Linked DNA regions of Homo sapiens: region 1 is linked to region 2. Evidence: chromatin loops called from intact Hi-C (ENCODE). Cell type or tissue: dorsolateral prefrontal cortex. All regions are shown on one strand. Links, peaks and the distances in the headings refer to the core of each region. The heading gives the core; the rest is flanking DNA. Region 1 overlaps ZNF775 (zinc finger protein 775). Region 2 overlaps ATP6V0E2 (ATPase H+ transporting V0 subunit e2).

Evidence for each region. A loop is a pair of places that touch in the nucleus more often than their neighbours do. Peaks named below come from ENCODE experiments on the same cell type or tissue, not always from the same donor. Only the 100,000 strongest peaks of a DNase experiment are listed, where the experiment ranks them.
Region 1: it touches region 2 in a loop (3-fold over the local background); 5 of 110 quality-filtered maps call a loop at or near these places.

The regions. Positions count from the first base shown.
Region 1 is chr7:150,385,655-150,393,979 of GRCh38, forward strand. It overlaps ZNF775 (zinc finger protein 775), which reads left to right. Exons shown (of 3, transcript NM_173680.4): 2 at 2,768-2,847. The coding sequence starts at 2,817. Among named protein-coding and RNA genes, the nearest start is that of ZNF775-AS1, 5.8 kb to the left of the region's middle. RefSeq lists enhancers at 528-1,100, 1,101-1,671, 2,906-3,504. In dorsolateral prefrontal cortex, for the core only: a CTCF peak has its summit at 3,430; a DNase peak (open chromatin) is centred at 3,407; H3K4me3 peaks cover 1,055 bases; H3K27ac peaks cover 3,904 bases.
Region 2 is chr7:149,879,712-149,888,025 of GRCh38, forward strand. ATP6V0E2 (ATPase H+ transporting V0 subunit e2) reads left to right here. Exons shown (of 4, transcript NM_145230.4): 4 at 1-984. It also overlaps a transcript of ACTR3C not described here. Among named protein-coding and RNA genes, the nearest start is that of ATP6V0E2, 9.9 kb to the left of the region's middle. In dorsolateral prefrontal cortex, for the core only: CTCF peaks have their summits at 3,878 (motif pointing right) and 4,077; DNase peaks (open chromatin) are centred at 1,510, 3,172 and 3,910; H3K4me3 peaks cover 1,145 bases; H3K27ac peaks cover 6,350 bases.

The DNA.
Region 1 (8,325 bases), core at 246-8,245, 510 kb after region 2:
CAGCAAGAGGACTGGACATTACCATTTGTCACACGCAGGCAGGTCGTCCTAAATTCACCTCATAATTGGAGTGACCATCTGTGTTAGCTAATTGCCTTTACCCACAGGAAAAATAAAGTTCTTATATTTTTATGACAGGAGATAGTTTTGTGATTTGGAGCCAGGCACCTGCTGAAATTAGGCTCCTACCCTCCCATGGAGACTGGGAGGCAGGGGTGATGTCTTCCTTGATACTTAAATTTCAAAGAAATGGCCCCCAGGACCTTGGGAAAGACAGTCCTGGGTTGTAATGTTGGCAGAAGGCTTATTTAGCTTTTTTTTGAGACAGAGTCTCACTCTGTCACAATCTCGGCTCACTGCAACCTCTGCCTCCTGAGTTCAAACAATTTTCCTGTCTCAGCTTCCCGAGTAGCTGGGATTACAGACATGTGCCACTACACCCAGCTAAGTTTTGTATTTTTAGTAGAGACGGGGTTTCCCCACGTCGGCCAGGCTTGTCTCAAACTCCTGACCTCAGGTGATCTACCCACCTCAGCCTTCCAAAGTGCTGGGAATACAGGCATGAACCACCGTGCCCAGCCTTATTTAACTTTTAAAAAGATTTATTTCTACTTGAGGAGCATTTACTGCAAAAATAAAAAATAAAGATTCACATGCATCTCAAAAAGACAGAGATAGAGCTTATTAATTAGAAGTTTCTAAACAAAATGCTCTTGAAAAAAGTGGGTGTCTCTTCTTCTCTTTGCACCAGGGAAAATGACTTTCTGCATTTTCTAGATTCATATTCACCCCTCCCCCGACGTCTCTTGTCAGGGTCCAGATTCCCAGTCTGTGTGTGTGCCCCCAGTGTCTGGGCTCTGAAGGGGACCTAGGAGAGGGAGTCTGGGTCTCTGCGAGGCTCTCGGGCCCTGGGGTGGGTGTTTCTGTGGGGGTGGCCGAGCCAGGGTGCCTGGGAGGAGGGGCTGACTGAAATCTGGAAGAGCCCCTCCCTGAGGCAGCAGGAAGGACGAGCTGTGCATCTCTGTGGGGCAGCCACATCTTTGCTCTGCTAGGGGGTACAGGTGCACGGGACCACATCCCTGTCCTTAGGAGAGGTGCACCCCCAGCGAGGAGGAGATGAGTCTTCAGGCTGCACAGCTCCTGGCCAGGCAGGGCAGCACATTCCTGCCACCTGCATTTGTTACGGGCCCTCTGTGTGCCCGGCTCTGCTCTGAGCCCTGCGGATCCAGCAGCAAGCATGAAGAGCTCCTGACCTTGCTGTGGTGGGGAACAGAAAAGTTAAGATCATGTCAGGTGGCAAAAATGTTAGAGAGGAAACGGGAGGTGGAGTTAGGCTGGTGACTGTAAATAGGAGCGCCAGGGGCCAGCACGGTGGCTCACGCCTGTAATCCCAGCACTTTGGGAGACCGAGGTGGGTAGATCACAAGGTCAGGAGTTCAAGACCAGCCTGGCCAATATGGTGAAACCCTGTCTCTACTAAAAATACAAAAATTAGCTGGGTGTGGTGGCGCACACCTGTAATCCCAGCTACTTAGGAAGCTGAGGCAGGAGAATCACTTGAACCCAGGAAGTGGTGATTGTAGCGAACTGAGATTGGGCCACTACACTCTCAGCCTGGGCAACAGAGGAAGACTCTGTCTCAAAAAAAAAAAAAAAAAAGAAGCACAAGGGATGCCTGCTCTGAGAAGGGGACATTTAAGCTGGGAGCTGATAGAAGTGTGGGGGGCAAGCCAGGCGGGGATCTGCGGTGAGGGGACAGCCAGGGCAAAGGCGTGGGGCATCCACACAGCAGTGTGACCTGTCCTGTCATGTTCCAGGCACAGAGTGAGCCACTCAGGAAGCGCTCAGAAGACTTGGGCATAAAAACAAAAAAAGAAGGCCGGGCGCAGTGGCTCACGCCTGTAATCCCAGCACTTCAGGAGACTGAGGCGGGCGGATCATGAGGTCAGGAGATGGAGACCATCCTGGCTAACACGGTGAAACCCCGTCTCTACTAAAAATACAAAAAAATAGCCAGGCGTGGTGGCGGGCGCCTGTAGTCCCAGTTACTCAGGAGGCTGAGGCAGAATGGCGTGAACCTGGGAGGCGGAGCTTGCAGTGAACTGAGATCCCGCCACTGCACTCCAGCCTGGGCAACAGAGCGAGACTCCATCTCAAAAAAAAAAGATGAATCCTACATCAGTGAACTGGGCATGGGCTCAGCAATGCCCAATTGACCGTGTGTGTTCTTGTATGGAGATGGCTGGCCCCGAAGCTCCCCAGAGGGATTTGTGCTAGAACATGGATGGGGACTTTGAAAGAGGGGGCGGGTGACGGAGGAAACGTGTAGGGCCATTCTGCCTTCCGGGTGCATTCCTCATGGCCAGTCGCAGACATGTCTCTAACCTTACTCCAGGCTCCTGCTTCTCAGGCGTGGTGTCCATCACATGCCGCCCTGCGAATGTTGAGGGTGTGGGCTCTCGTGTGGGAGTTAGAAGACCTGGGTTTTTGTCCAGCTCTGCCATTCATCACCTCCATGACTCTGGGCACATCAGGGGTCCTTCGTGGTCTCAGTTTCCTCTTTTGTAAAATGGGAATTATGGCTGTTTTACCTTCTCAGCAGGTATGCTTACAATGAAAGAACCCCTGCCCATGTCGAATGTGGCTATGGATAGAAAAGCTCTTTGGAAAAGAGAGTGCTTTATGGGATGGGAGGGGGGCTGGGGACCCTGAGTTTTGTCCTTGTCCCACAGGCCCATTCTCTTTCTTCTGCTTCTCTTTCTGACAGATGGCAGGAAAGGGACACAGCCGGCGCTGATGCTGGGAGGCCTCCAGGGATGGAGAGTGGCCTGGCTGGCAACGGCACAGGTAAGAGAGAAGAAAGAGGAGGCAGGGGAGCGGGGTCTCCTCTGCTGAGGTCACGTGCCCTTATCTTTTCTAAAGCCAGGCGCGAGCCAGTGCCCTCAGCCAGTAGCTAGTACATCCCACTGATGCAGAATTTCAGGGTGGGGACCAGGACTTAGACAGCCATGTCAAAGAATGGAACAATGACAGAGGCTGTGGGAGCTCAAAAAATGGCAAAGCCTGGTCCATTAACTTGCCCAGCAAGGGGACACATGTGCACCCATGCCTTGTAGAAATTGAGGTGTTATTTACGTGCTAGAACAGGGAGTTTGTGGGGTTATACTAATTAGACACGGAAAACTGGCACTCTAGGTAGGACGATTGGAACAAACCTGTGGCTCATCAGTCAGGACATTGTCTTCAGTTCAGTCCATTAACGCTTCCTGGGGGTCACTCAAAGTTCAGGGTCGTTATTGGCTAAGCCGCTTAGAGCTGGTTGTGATGAAATACATGCTGCCAGTGGAAAGTTTGCCCGCACAGTCATGTGCTTTTGGCTGGAGCCCCTGCCCAGCGTCCCTGCGCCTGGAGTGGAGCAGCCCCTGGCGTCTGTGTGTAGCACTTGCAGCCCTTCCTGGAGTGCCCTGTCGCATGTGGCGTGTGGCCCAGCTGCCAGAAGGGCTCTAGGCCCCTTGGCAGGGTTGAGTCCAGAGCACACCGGCTACCCTTGGGAACCCTGCCCTTTGGCACAGTGTGACTCGGGTTTCTTTACCTCCCTCTCCCCTCCCAGGGGAATTGCCCCATAGACCCCAGGGCCCCTTCCTCATTGCCTCTGTGGGAAGAGCCGCCTCCCCTCCCAGGAATATCATGTCAGGAGACCCAAGACTGAGACAAAAATCAGGCAGCGGGGTAAAAGAGAAACGTGGCCGCAAGTGCAAAACATGGCAGCGTGGTGTGTGGACACAGACCCTCAGGGAGCCTAGCCATGCAGCTGCGTGCCTGTCCAAGGAGCCAGGTGGTGGCAGGAGCACCCTAGCTGCATGTGTGTTTTGGAAATTCCAGTGGAACTCAGAGCACATGTGCCCAGCGTGTTATAGAAGGCCCTTTCCCCAGATAGACTCATACCTGGGATCCTGAGTCACTGTGAGGTTGCTCTGGTTGATGTGAGCTGTGGTCTGCTGGGGTCCTCTCTCCTCTCTACGGCAGCTTCTGGGGAACCCTGTGGTTTTAGAGAAGAGTTTGAAAAACACTAGCCTAGACTCCTGGAGACACGGAGGCACGTGGGGACTGGCCTCTGGCCAGACTGAGGGAACCACTCATCTGGAGGACCCCGTTTTTCAGACAATTGACAGCTTACCTCTTTTAAGCAACTTTTAATTTTTATTTGTGTGTGTGTGTGTGTGTGTGTGTGTGTGTGTGTGTGTGTGTGTGTGTGTGTGTGTGTGTTATGGCAAAATATACGCAACACTTACCATTGTAACCATTTTTAAGTGTACGGTTCAGTGGCATCAGTACATTCAGTGTTGTGTAGCCATCACTGCCATCTATTTCCACAACATTTTCATCACCTGGGAAACTGTACTCATGGAGCAATAATCTGTGCTTTGCACCTTCTAATTTTATCTGAACCATTAAAACCTAAAACATGATCCTTTTCATGATGACTGAGGAGCGGTGCCATTATTTCGGGACTCTCCACGGGCAGGCCAGTGGCCTGCGCTCTTCATATGGATACCTGAACCCTCGGGAGTGTGCCTGGGGCTGCTGGAGCCCCAGCACACTCCACCTCAGCTCCAGGGCCTCCAGGGATGCGTGCTGGACTTAGCACCTCGCCCAACCCAGTCATTTGCGTCCGCCAGGGGCCCTTCGGCAGGTGGATGTGACAGCACTGTCCTGGCATCCTGGGGCTCTCTGGCCCACAGTCATCTTTCTGGCTGGAGAGGGCTGAGGGGGAACCAGCCATCAGCCACCTGATGGACACAGCACAGCCACCGGTCTCAGATTGGTGTGACTCATCCTGGATCATGCCTGTGTGTATACATAGAGACATATGGTTTAATTTTTTATGAATTCAATCAGATGATTCATATGGTTTTTCAACTTGTTTTTTGTTTTCTCTTAAAATGTTTTGAGAATCTTTTCATATTGGCATACATAGTTCTTTTCCATTCTTTTTACTTGATGCATAGTATTCCATATTATGAAGGGAACTATTTTTTAGGATAATTAAGTTATTTTCCATTGTTTGCTGATTACAAAGAACACTTCAGTGAATATTCCTGGACATTCCTCTTTACACTCGTATGTCAGTATTTCTTTGGTGAACACGTGGGATGGAATTGCTGGCTGGAAAGGGCCAGAAGGCTCTCCACACTTCTAATTTTAATAAACACTGTCAGATCGTCCTCCACAAATTCTGCCTCAGTTTATGCTCTCAGAATACCCATGTGTATACTTGTTCTCCTGTGTAGTGTCCACGCATATTGTAAAGTAGAGGTATTATTGATTTTTTAAATTTTTGTTGGTATGAGGGGTTGAAAGATGCTACACTTTTAGTTTGCATTTTGTTGATGACTAGTGGGGTTGAACCTCTTTTTATCACGTATAGGAGTCTGTTTTATAGTCTGGATACTAAGCGTTTGTCTATTCTATATCTGCACATATTTTTTCCTGGACTTGCACTGTCCAGCACGTGGCCTAGCCACATAGGACTCTTCTAGTTTAAGTTTAGGTTTAAATTAACTTAAGTACGGCCAGGCGCGGTGGCTCACGCCTGTAATCCCAGCACTTTGGGAGGCCCAGTTCGGTGGATCACCTGAGGTCAGGAGTTTGAGACCCGCCTGGCCAACATGGTGAAACCCCATCTCTACTAAAAATACAAAACTTAGCTGGGTGTGGTGGTGGGCGCATGCAATCACAGCTACTTGGGAGGCTGAGGCAGGAGAATCACTTGAACTCCAGAGGTAGAGGCTGCAGTAAGCCAAGATCGCGCCATTGCATTCCAGCCTGGGTGACTGAGGGAGACTCTGTCTCAAAAATAAATAAATAAATAAAAATTAGTTAATTAATTTAAATACAATTAAAAATGTCATTTCTTAGTTGCACTAGTCACATTTCAAGTGCTCAGTAACCACATGTGTTTCAAGAGCTCAGATGTAAACTGTTTTTGCTATTGCAGAAGGTTCTGTGGGAAAATGCTGCTCTAAATTCCCATTTCTTTTTCCTTTCTTTCTTTTTTTTTTTTTTTTTTTTTGAGATAGAGTTTTTGCTTTTTTTGCCCAGGCTGGAGTGCAGTGGTGTGATATCAGCTCACTGCAACCTCTGCCTCCCTGGTTCGGGTGATTTTCCTGCCTCAGCCTCCTGAGTAGCTGGGATTGCAGGCACATGCTACCACACCCGGCTAATTGTTTTGTATTTTTAGTAGAGACGGGGTTTCACCATGTTGGCCAGGCTGGTCTTGAACTCCTGACCTCAGGTGATCCTCCCGCCTCGGCCTCCCAAATTGTTGGGATTACTGACGTGAACCACTGCACCTGGCGGAAATTCCCATTTCTATTGGACTTATGTTTATAGTATCTTTTGTCATACAGATGTTTTAAATTTAGTTTTTATCTTTTGTATCCTGTTTAAGAAGGCTTTTAATTACCTCTGGATTCTAAGCAAATTCTCCTAATTCTTCTAATACTTCCATTTCCTTTTTTTAAGCTGGCACTTAAGTCCATCTGGAACTGATTTTTATAAACAATCTTCACTATGAATCTAACTTAAATATTTTCCCCAAAGAGAGAGTTGGTTCTAAGTCGATGAATAGCCTTTTTCCATGGACTTGGAATATCTCTTGTATCATGTATCAAACAATACTGTTCCATTGGCCTATTTGTCTATTATGTGTACTGTACATTATTGTAATGATTATATTTAGCATTTTTACTTTTACTTTTATTGTTTTGTGGAAGGGAATCTGACTTGCAGCCTTAAGTCACCAGGCCCACCATGGAAGAGCCATGCCAATAACAATAACAACTGTGTCAGTCAAGAGTTCGGTTTTATTTTCTTTTTTTCCCAAATGGATCTCTCTCTCTCTCTCTCTCTCTCTCTCTCTCTCTCTCTCTGCAGTGGCATGATCAGGGCTCACTGCAGCCTCAGCCTCCTGGGCTCAAGCAGTCCTCCCACCTCAGCCTCCAGAGTAGCTGGGACTACAGGTGTGCACCACCACACCCAGCTAATTTAATAAATTTTTTATACAGACAGGTGTTGCTATGTTGCCTAGGCTGGTCTTCAACTCCTGCACTTAAGCAATCCTCCTGCCTTAGCCTCCCAAAGTGCTGGGATTACAGGCAAGAGCCACTGTGCTTGACCTAGACTTTATCTTTTAGAGCAATTTTAGCTTTACAGAAAAATTGTGAAGAAAGTAGAGTTCCCCTATACCTTAGCTCCAGTTTCTCCTATTATTAACATTTTGCATTCATATGGTACATTTGTTATAACTGATGAACCAATATAGATACATTTTTATTACCTAAAGTCTGTAGTTGACATTAGGGTTCTCTTTTGGTCTTGTACCTTACCTGGGTTTTGACAAAGGCATAATGTCCCGTATCACTATTATAGTATCATACAGAATATTTCACTGCCCCCCAAGTTCCCTGTGCTCCGTCTGTTCATCTCTCCCTACCCCCCAACCCCTGGCTACCACTGGTTTTTAAATTCTCTCTGTAGTTTTGCCCTTTCCAGAATGTCATATAGTTGAAGTCATACAGTGTGTAGCCTTTTATGTTGACGTCTTTCACCTAGAAGTTTGCATGTAGGGTACCTCCATGGCTTTTTTGACTTAATAGCTTACTTCTTTTTATTGTTGACTAATATTCCATCATGCGGAGTTATCCATTCACCCACTGAAGGACACTGTGGTTCCTGCCCAGTTCTGGCAGTTAGGAATAAAGCTATAAAAATTCATGTGTAGTTTTCTGTGTGGACAGAGGTTTTCAGCTCTTTTGGGTAAATACCTAGGAGAGCGACTGCTGGATTGGATGGTAAGCCTGTATTTAGCTTTGTAAGAAACTGCTGAACTGCCTTCCAGAGTGGTGGCAGCACTTTGCATTTCCACCAGGAAGGAAAGAGCCCCTGTTGCTGCTCAGCCTCACTGTGTGCACATGCCAGTGATCTGGATTCTAGCCACTCTCATTTATTTTATTTTATTTTTATTTTTTTGAGACAGAGTTTTGCTCTCGTTGCCCAGGCTGGAGAGCAATGGTGTGATCTCGGCTTGCTGCAACCTCTGCCTCCTGGGTTCAAGTGATTCTCCTGCCTCAACCTTCTGAGTAGCTGGGATAACAGGTGCCTGCCATCACACCCAGCTAATTTTTTGTATTTTTAGTAGAGATGGGGTTTCACCATGTTGGCCAGGCTGGTCTTGAACTCCTAACCTCAGGTGTTCCACCTGCCTTGGCCTCCCAAAGTGCTGGGATTACTGGCATGAGCCACTCTGCCCGGCCAATTCTAGCC
Region 2 (8,314 bases), core at 1-8,000:
GCCCAGGCGGGGGAGTCAGTGCCCAGTCAGCAGCTCTGCCACCATCCTGCTGGGAACTGGGGGGGCCTCTATTGGGTTATAGGCAAGGCCTTTTCTCTGGCATGGAATTGTTAATTTTCTGACACGTCTAGATGTGAAATTTCTGAAAATGTTGAAGCAGAGAAACATTCACACACAAAAAGCAACATAGTCATGTGGGTCCAGATGGCCTCAGTCCTAGATGTTGGCACCCTTTGCTGTGTCTCCTCAGAGTATCCTGTTCCGCCTCCTGCCACCTGGACCTCCCTCAGTGGATGTCTTCCCTCCCCCGACCCCAGCCTGTCAGTCCGAGCACAGTGCAGGTTTGGCTCTGACTTGGGCTTTTGGCTGCAGTGGGGGTGGATTTCAGAGCCTCTCATGGCAGCATCTAAGTGACCAGAGCTGGGATGAGAGAGGGGAAGGGGCAATGTGAGTGGCGCTATGGGACGGGCCAGCCCTGCTCCTGAGCCAGCCCCGCCCTCTGCCCCCTGGCCCTGGGCTCTGTGCTAGGGATGGTGAAGAATGGGGGCGTGCCAGCCTGGCAGGAGTGGGAAGCAACACGCAGGGGTCCCGGACCTCTCCAGCCTTGCCCTCACGCTTACCCGAGCTCCCAGTGTGGTTAGCACAGAGCTCACCCACCTTGCCTGGCTCCCAGCTGGGGCCTGTCCTCACTGGTGCTCCAGGGGAAGAAACGACAGCCTCACTTCTGTATGGACTGCTGATGTGGCCTGCCATCCTGTTCAGCGGGCATTGTCTTTGGAGCAGCAGGAGAATAGGATGCCTCTCACTCACATGCCAGTTCCTGGCTGGCCAGCTGCTCAGGGCTCAGGCTGGGGCCTCCCATTGACATCCTCCCCCTACACTCCCTCTCTGAGCCTCCGTCGCCCCTCCTGTTGGGTAAGGGTGTTGAGTGTGACTTGTGCTGAAAACCTGGTTCATATATAATAAATAATGGTGATGAAAAGATTACTGTTTGGTGACAAAGCCCTGGCCTCTGCCTGTGTGCAGGTCCCCTGCCCCGCCCACCTGATTCTTGTTTCTCCAGTGGGTGGGTCTGGGGAGGGGAGCAGGGAAGGATTCTGGGAGCTGCAGTTATGAACACAGATATCCAGGACTACTTTCCTGAGATCTGGAGGAAAATCCGGCCCCCTGCTGACTGCCCGGATTCGGCGGAGAACCAGGCCTGGCAGGAAGACCGAGGACTTGTTCAAGTGCAGCTTTGAGCACCACTCGTCTGGGCCCCAGAGGACACAGTGCAGGACTCCTGCAGTGAAGCAGGTCGCCAGAGGCTTCAAAGCCTCCTTCATGAAATAGCCTAGGGCTGGGATCTGCCAGCACATCTCGCTGCAGGTCCAGTGGGGAAGTGGGCAGAGGGAGCCCAGCCCTCCAGCCCAGCCTGTAGCCCAGGGCAGAGCTGAAAGAACTTCCCTGGAGGGACAGGAGGGTGGGGCGGGACTGGAAGACGCACAATGGAGGCACCAGAGCACTGAGGGCGGAAAGCCAGCTGAGGAGCTTGGATGGATCCCAAGGGCCATGGGAGCCGTGAAAGGGATTTAAAGCAGGGCCGTGACATGGCCAACTGGATTTCTAGCATTATCTATCTCTACAAGCTGCACAGTGGACGGCAGGCTGGTTTGACATCTTTATTAGGGCCCCTGGTGGAAGTGGTGAGGACAGAGAAGCGAGGGGGGAGCTGCTTGGCTGTGACCCATAGAGACCGAGGCTGCCCGTGGTGGGGAGTGCAGCAGGGGCAGGTCTGAGAGTGGCTGTGGGAGCTGAGGTGTTCCTTTGTTTCCTGGTGAGTCGTGTGTGTCCAGGGCACCCCGTGGAAGTGTAGGTAGTGGCTGGCTGGGCGGTGGGGCGGATGGTCAGGAGGAAGATGAGGCTGCAGGAGGCAGAGTTGGAGCCATCGGCATAAATAACCGGTGATCCCTGAGGGGTGCAGGTTGCTCAGGGGGTTCAGAGTGAGAAAAACCCAGAAGAGAACCCCAAGGAGTGTGAGTTCACGGGGTGGGTGGGTGAAGGTGGCCTGTGGAGGATGCCGGGAGGTTGCAGGTAGCCGGAAGACAACCAGGTGAGTGTCACTCAGGAGGATGAGAGGTTCAACAGGAGAGAGTGGTTGAGGTAACACAGACCCCCATTGTCCTCTACCCCCAAGAAGTCAAGGTCAGCTGGCATCTTTGGTGATGGGCAGTAAAGTCAGACTGCAGTGGGCTGGGAGCGAGTGGGCAGGTGGGGGGTGAGAAACACAGTGACCTCAGGATGGGGACCCCGTGGACCCAGTGAAGCTGGACCTGGAAAGACCAAAGGGAGCTAAACAAGGAGGGACCTACTGGGCCCATTTTCCCATGTCGCTGTGGGTCAGCCCTGGGCCTGGGGGAACCACTCTGCCAGTTCCTGCCGCTGCACCTCTGAAGCCACACCCAGCCCGCCACAGGCCCACCATGGGGGCTTCAGGTTCAGGATGCTGAAGATCCACGTTGGCCCAGGATTGGGGTGGGGGGCATGTATCCAAAATGGCTACTTCCTTGTCTCGGCTTCTGCTCTTTGGGTTCTTGCCTTCTGTGATATTGGATTGGTGGCATCTTTAGACACTCTCCCGGGATGTGTGTGGCTGTGGCTGAATTCTCACTGAGCCCCCTGGGTGGCATCCTCTGGGCCTGGGAGGTGGAGTCCTGGAGAGCTGCTCGCTGCTCTCTGGGCAGCCTCTGGACTGCTGAGGGCTGGTAGCTCCTTCCCAGGCAGGGTGGCCTTTCTCACATCTTCCATCCTTCCTTCCTGTGCAGCCATTCCGGGAGAGAGGAGAGGGTCCCAGAGCTCATGTCCACTCCACTCCCTGGCACGATCTGGTCTCCCACCCTTTGGTGAGGACCGTGTTCCTCCCAGAGGCTTTCCCTCCAGGCCCGAGGTGGGAACCTGCAGGGTAAGTAGGTCTGTCAAAGATAAACTAAGCTGGACCTTAGTTAAAGCTACGAAAACAGACCTTATTCATTAACCACTGACAGGGGAGAAGCTGAGCTCCATTCAGATCTGTGCAGGGGGACTGGACAGTTTAATGGGAGAACGTAGGAGTCGGGAAAGGGCATTCCAGGGCTCAGGAATCATGGGAGTGAAAAATTACAAAGGGCTGTCTGTGTTATTGTGGCCGGGCCAGCTGTGTGTGCCAGCTGGCAGTGATGGAAGTTAGGTTCTGGCCTCCCCCAGAGCCTGGGAGACAGGCCCCATCCTTCCTGATGATGCCATTTCAAAGGACTGGCTCTCAGGCTCTTGAGAAAGACACTCCTGGACACACATGCATGTACATCTCAAAGGGACAAGGGAAGGAGGTACGACTCTAAGTGTTTTTAACGTAAATGCTCTAAGAAAGTGAGGGGGTGGTCAGAGGCCTGTTGTCAGGTGTTGGTAGGAACAAACACTAAATGATTTTGACGGCCTTGAGCTTTTTCAGACAGGAACTCAAAGGGTGGCCAGGTGGTCCCAGGGATGCCGCTTTGGGCTGCCAGAAGCCATGCTAGGGTTGGTCCAGTCTCTTGGTGCAGGGGTTTGGACACAGTCACTATGTACCCAACTTCTGTTAGAGTTATCAGTTTCAAACCCCACCCGTGCCCCCAACACCATCCCCAATGTGGGAGGCACATCAGTAAATATCAGCCTCTGACACAGATGCTCACGGACCTACACGATGCAAAAAAGCTCTAAAAATGGGCCGTGACTGAGAGCAGGGCAGCCCTGAACCATACCAAGTGGCAGAGCAGGAAGTGGCCTTGGAGGCCACGCTGAGACAGAGGACAAAGCCACTGAGAAAAAAAAGTAAAGGTAACCAAGAAAAGTTAAGCTGCACACAAAGAGTATGGCCAACAGAGGGCAGCGCCTGCGTGCAGGATGAAGTCTCTAGCGAGCCCTCGTCCAATCTGCGCATTGCTGGGGGTGGATGGTGCCGAGGTCAGAGATGGTGGCCCTAGAGTCATAGGCTTGAGCAGGGAGCCACGATAATTCTCCAGACAGTACCACAGCCTGGAGGAAACGCCCTTCAGGAATATTTCATAGTGGCAATGAATGACGAGCATTGAGCCATCATGAGGTGCCAGGCACTGCTTCGGAAACCAAAGGACCATGCTGAAGAGCTCTGTCGTTCTCCACTCTGATCCCAGGCTTCCCGAACCGTCTTCTGGTTCTGTCTTCCCGAACTGTTTCGTACCTCAGCATCCCTGAGAGATCTAGCACATTCCATTCTGTAACAGGGACGCCACAGGTTTTTAGTGGAGGGAGGGAGGGAGGGAGGTGCTGCTCCTGCTGGCCATAGGGTCCACGCTCCCTGCAGAAGCCCTCAAAGAGCAGCCCTCAGTTAATTTTGGCTGCTTTGAACAGAAATAGGATAGTTGGTAATTCTGGAACAGTGAGGAGCTGGAGGTGAAGTGAGAGGCGTGGCTAATCTCCTTATCTGTGTGCTGGAAGTGACCTGCTGGTAAAGCTTTGGGCTTCCGGGAATGAAATCAGCTGGCAGGCACCACAGTTTTGCTTGACTTGTAGCACTGGAAGATGAGGGCAGATGACCAGAGTCCTGTGTGGATTTAGGCCACATACTGGGTTAGCAAATCTAAATACGAATCTCTCATTGGGGAAATGTTGGTCAAAAGATAGAGAATTTCAGTTAGACAAGAGGAATAAGTCCAAGAGACCTAGTGTGCAGCCCATGGTGACAAAGTGCTCAACAGTGTGTTGTATGCTGGAAATTGATGAGAGTAGATTTCACAAAATGAAAAGTGAGGTAATGCATTTGTTATTAGCTCAATTTAGCCATTTCACAATGTATACACATTTCCAAACATGGTATATACCTACATGTATGCAATTTTTGTCAACTTAAAAAAAAAAAAGGAATCACTTAAGCCAAACAAAACAACCCATGGAATTCTGGGATGGAAGCCATGTCTATTACAAGAGAACCTCCAGGGATGAAGGAGGCTGGGGCTTTAGCCAGCTCTCCAGCTGCCTCTGCCCCAGGCAGACCCACACAGGGCCAGAGTTTGGGAATCATGCGCCGGGTGCAGCCTGCAGTGCTACTTGTCAATGTGGAGTATGGTCTACCTGTAACAGAATAATCTGGAATGCTTGAAAGTACAGGTTCCTGGGTCTCACACTGCACCCTATGGGTTTAGGGGATTCTAGACTCCACATTTTAAACCAGCTCCCAAGGGTTTTGGTGCTAACTGAAGCCCTCGAAGACAGGATGTCCAAGCCCTGACACTGTTGACAATTTGGGCTAGATAATTCTTTGGGTTTTTTTGTGGGGGAGGGGGAGCACGGGAGGGCACTGTTCTTTGCATCCTATGATGCTTAGCAGTACCGCCTCCCTTTACCCACCAGATGCTAGCAGAACCCCTCTCCCTGCTCCTGGCCATGACAACTATAAATGTCTCCAGCCATTTTGAAATGTTCCCTAGGGAAACACCCCTACCATTGAAACCACTGCCCTAGAACCTCAACCCCTCAAGGGATTTCCAAACTTAGTTATCAACCCAGACCCTCGGGAAAGGAGCCTGGGAGGCCCTGAGGGGAGCCGAGTGCCTTCAGCTGGCTTCCCCAGCAGGACTGGAGCTTCTGACCAGGAGACCACACCCCAGCAAGAAGTAAGCCCCCAAGCCGCCAGGGACTTCCAGGTATCAGAGCAGGCACTGATCCCAGCATGAGCTGGTCCCTCTGCGAGCTGGTGCTTCCCAGGAGGCCGGGGGCAGGGAGCTCCGGCACTGCCCCGAGCCCAGTGGAACTTTGTGTTCTCCCCGCAGGCGGCTTCCTGAGCAGGGTGGGCGGACACAGTTGGGATGGATGTTCTCACCCCTACAGGACCTCCGCCTTGGCTCCCTAACCTCAGGATTAAGGGCCATGATAGCAGCAAGGGTCTTCCTCCCTCCTGAAATGTCAGCATTTTGTCCTCTGACAAAGACCTGGGACACACTGGGGTGGTGACTTCATCTTCCCATTCTGTGTCCCACACAGCAGGAGCCCCAGGCTCTGAATTCCTGCGGATTCTGCAGCTTCAGTCAGCTGTGATGCCAGGTGCAAAGGCCTGGCCCTTGGCCGGCAGCAATTGATTCAGCAAACATATTTCTCTTTTTTCTCTCTACCCAGACTCCCAGAAGCAGTTTAACTTTACTTAGCAGCTCAGCTCAGCTTGGAGGTTGAGAGTGCAGAGTCTACAACTGGATCAAATTCCAGCTCTGATGATGATTAGTTGAGTGAAAGTGACTTAATCTTTCTGAGCTTCATTTTTATTGATGAATCAGGATAATATTAGTAGCACCTGCCTCATAGAAGTTGTGCATATGAACTGAGATAATGGACTAAAGTGCTCAACTGGTCGATAAATGCTATTAATTTCATTATATTTACATATTAACTATTTAATTCCATGCCACATTTTATTCTGCCAGGATCTCAGCTTCCTTCCCCTTTTCTGTTCCTGTCATGGTCACCACACTGATGCACTTTGCGGAAGAGAAGGTGGCAAGTGCCCTGTGTGCTTTTATATGTGAGACAGGACCTGACAAATAAGTACTATGAAAAATACCTGGGGCCTGCTTATGTATCTGCATTTTTGTGTTTCCTGTCGAATGTCTTTAATGTATAAATGTAGCATCTTCTCAGTAAAAACACAAATGCTTTTGGAGGACGGGGGGAGGAAGCAGATACTAGAATTGGCATGCTGTTTCTAAAGCCCTCTGGGAAAAACAAACATGTAAGAAATAACCAAGATATTCCTGGAAAAGCAGAGTATTGAGAGGGACACTGGCACTCCAGATACTAAAAAGTCTAAGATAAAGATACCATTTGCAAGGCTACAGAAATGCAAACAGTGGGGCTGGCACATGAACACACAGACGACTCAAGGGGAGAAAATAAGTCCAGAAATAAATTTACAATCAGGAATTAAGAATATGATAAACAGCCAGACACAGTTTCTCACACCTGTAATCCTAGCATTTTGGGAAGCCAAGGCGGGCGGATCCCTTGAGCCCAGGAGTTCGAGACCAGGCTGGGCGTCATAGTGAAACCCTGTCTCCACTAAAAATACAAAAAGTAGTCGAGTGTGTGTAGAGGTGTGAGCCTGTAGTCCCAGCTACTCAGGAAGGCGAGGTAGGGGAAATACTTGAGCCCAGGAGGTTGAGGCTACAGTGAGCAGAGATTGTGCTCCTGCATTCTGGCCTGGGCGACAGAGCGAGACTGACTCAAAAAAAAAAAAAAAATGAATATGATAAACATAGCAAACCAAATACATAAGGAAGAGATGAGTAGGGCAATGAACAGTGTCCAGAGTCCCAGCAGCAAAACACATACAAAATGGAAAGAAACTATAAATGTACTAGAAAAAAATTGGAGAATTTTTAAAATTATCATGTAATAGGGAAGGTCTATCTCAGGGGAAGAAAGAAAAAAAGAAATCCAGAGGCTATGAAGATAAAACTTTATACATTTAACTAAGTTAAAATTTACATTTTCTTCAAGGCAAAAACCATACAAGTAGATAAATGAGCAAATGACACAAAAGAATTCACAGAAGAAGACATGTAAAAGACTTTTGAGCATGAAGAGATGCTTAGTCAAGGAAAGCAAATTCAAACAGCAATGTAACCTCCTTATTACCTTATTAACCTGCTTATTACAGAGAGCGAGACTGTGATAACAGACTGTAGGTCTGTGCTGCCTGCTGCAGTGCATCTCCCCATGCTCTTGGTGCTCCCATACACGCCAGGCGCCTTCCAGGTGCCAGCACTGGCTTCCTTCCTGGGCAGCAGGCTGGACGTACCATCAGGAGTTGGTATATAAACTGGCTCCCAGAGCTGCCCATAGTGTCGCTGGCTTGCACATGTCCTGGATGGCCTACTGGGCCCAGAAAAGGTGAAATGTGAGGAGCACACTAATCACAAAATGACCCGAGCCAAGTCGAGCCAATCCTGGGCTAGACTGGCCAAACCCCATGATATGATTTGGCTGTGCCCCCACCCAAATCTCAACTTGAATTGTATCTCCCAGAATTCCCCTGTGTTGTGGGAGGGACCAGGGGAGGTAATTGAATCATGGGGGCTGGTCTTTCCCATGCTATTCTTGTGATAGTGAATACGTCTCAAGAGATCTGTTGGATTTATCAGGGATTTCTGCTTTTGCTTCTTCATTTTTCTCTTGCCGCTGCCATGTAAGAAGTGCCTTTTGCCTCCTGCCATGATTCTGAGACCTCCTCAACCTTGTGGAACTGTAAGACCAATTAAATCTTTTTTTTTCCCCCCAGTTTCAGGTGTGT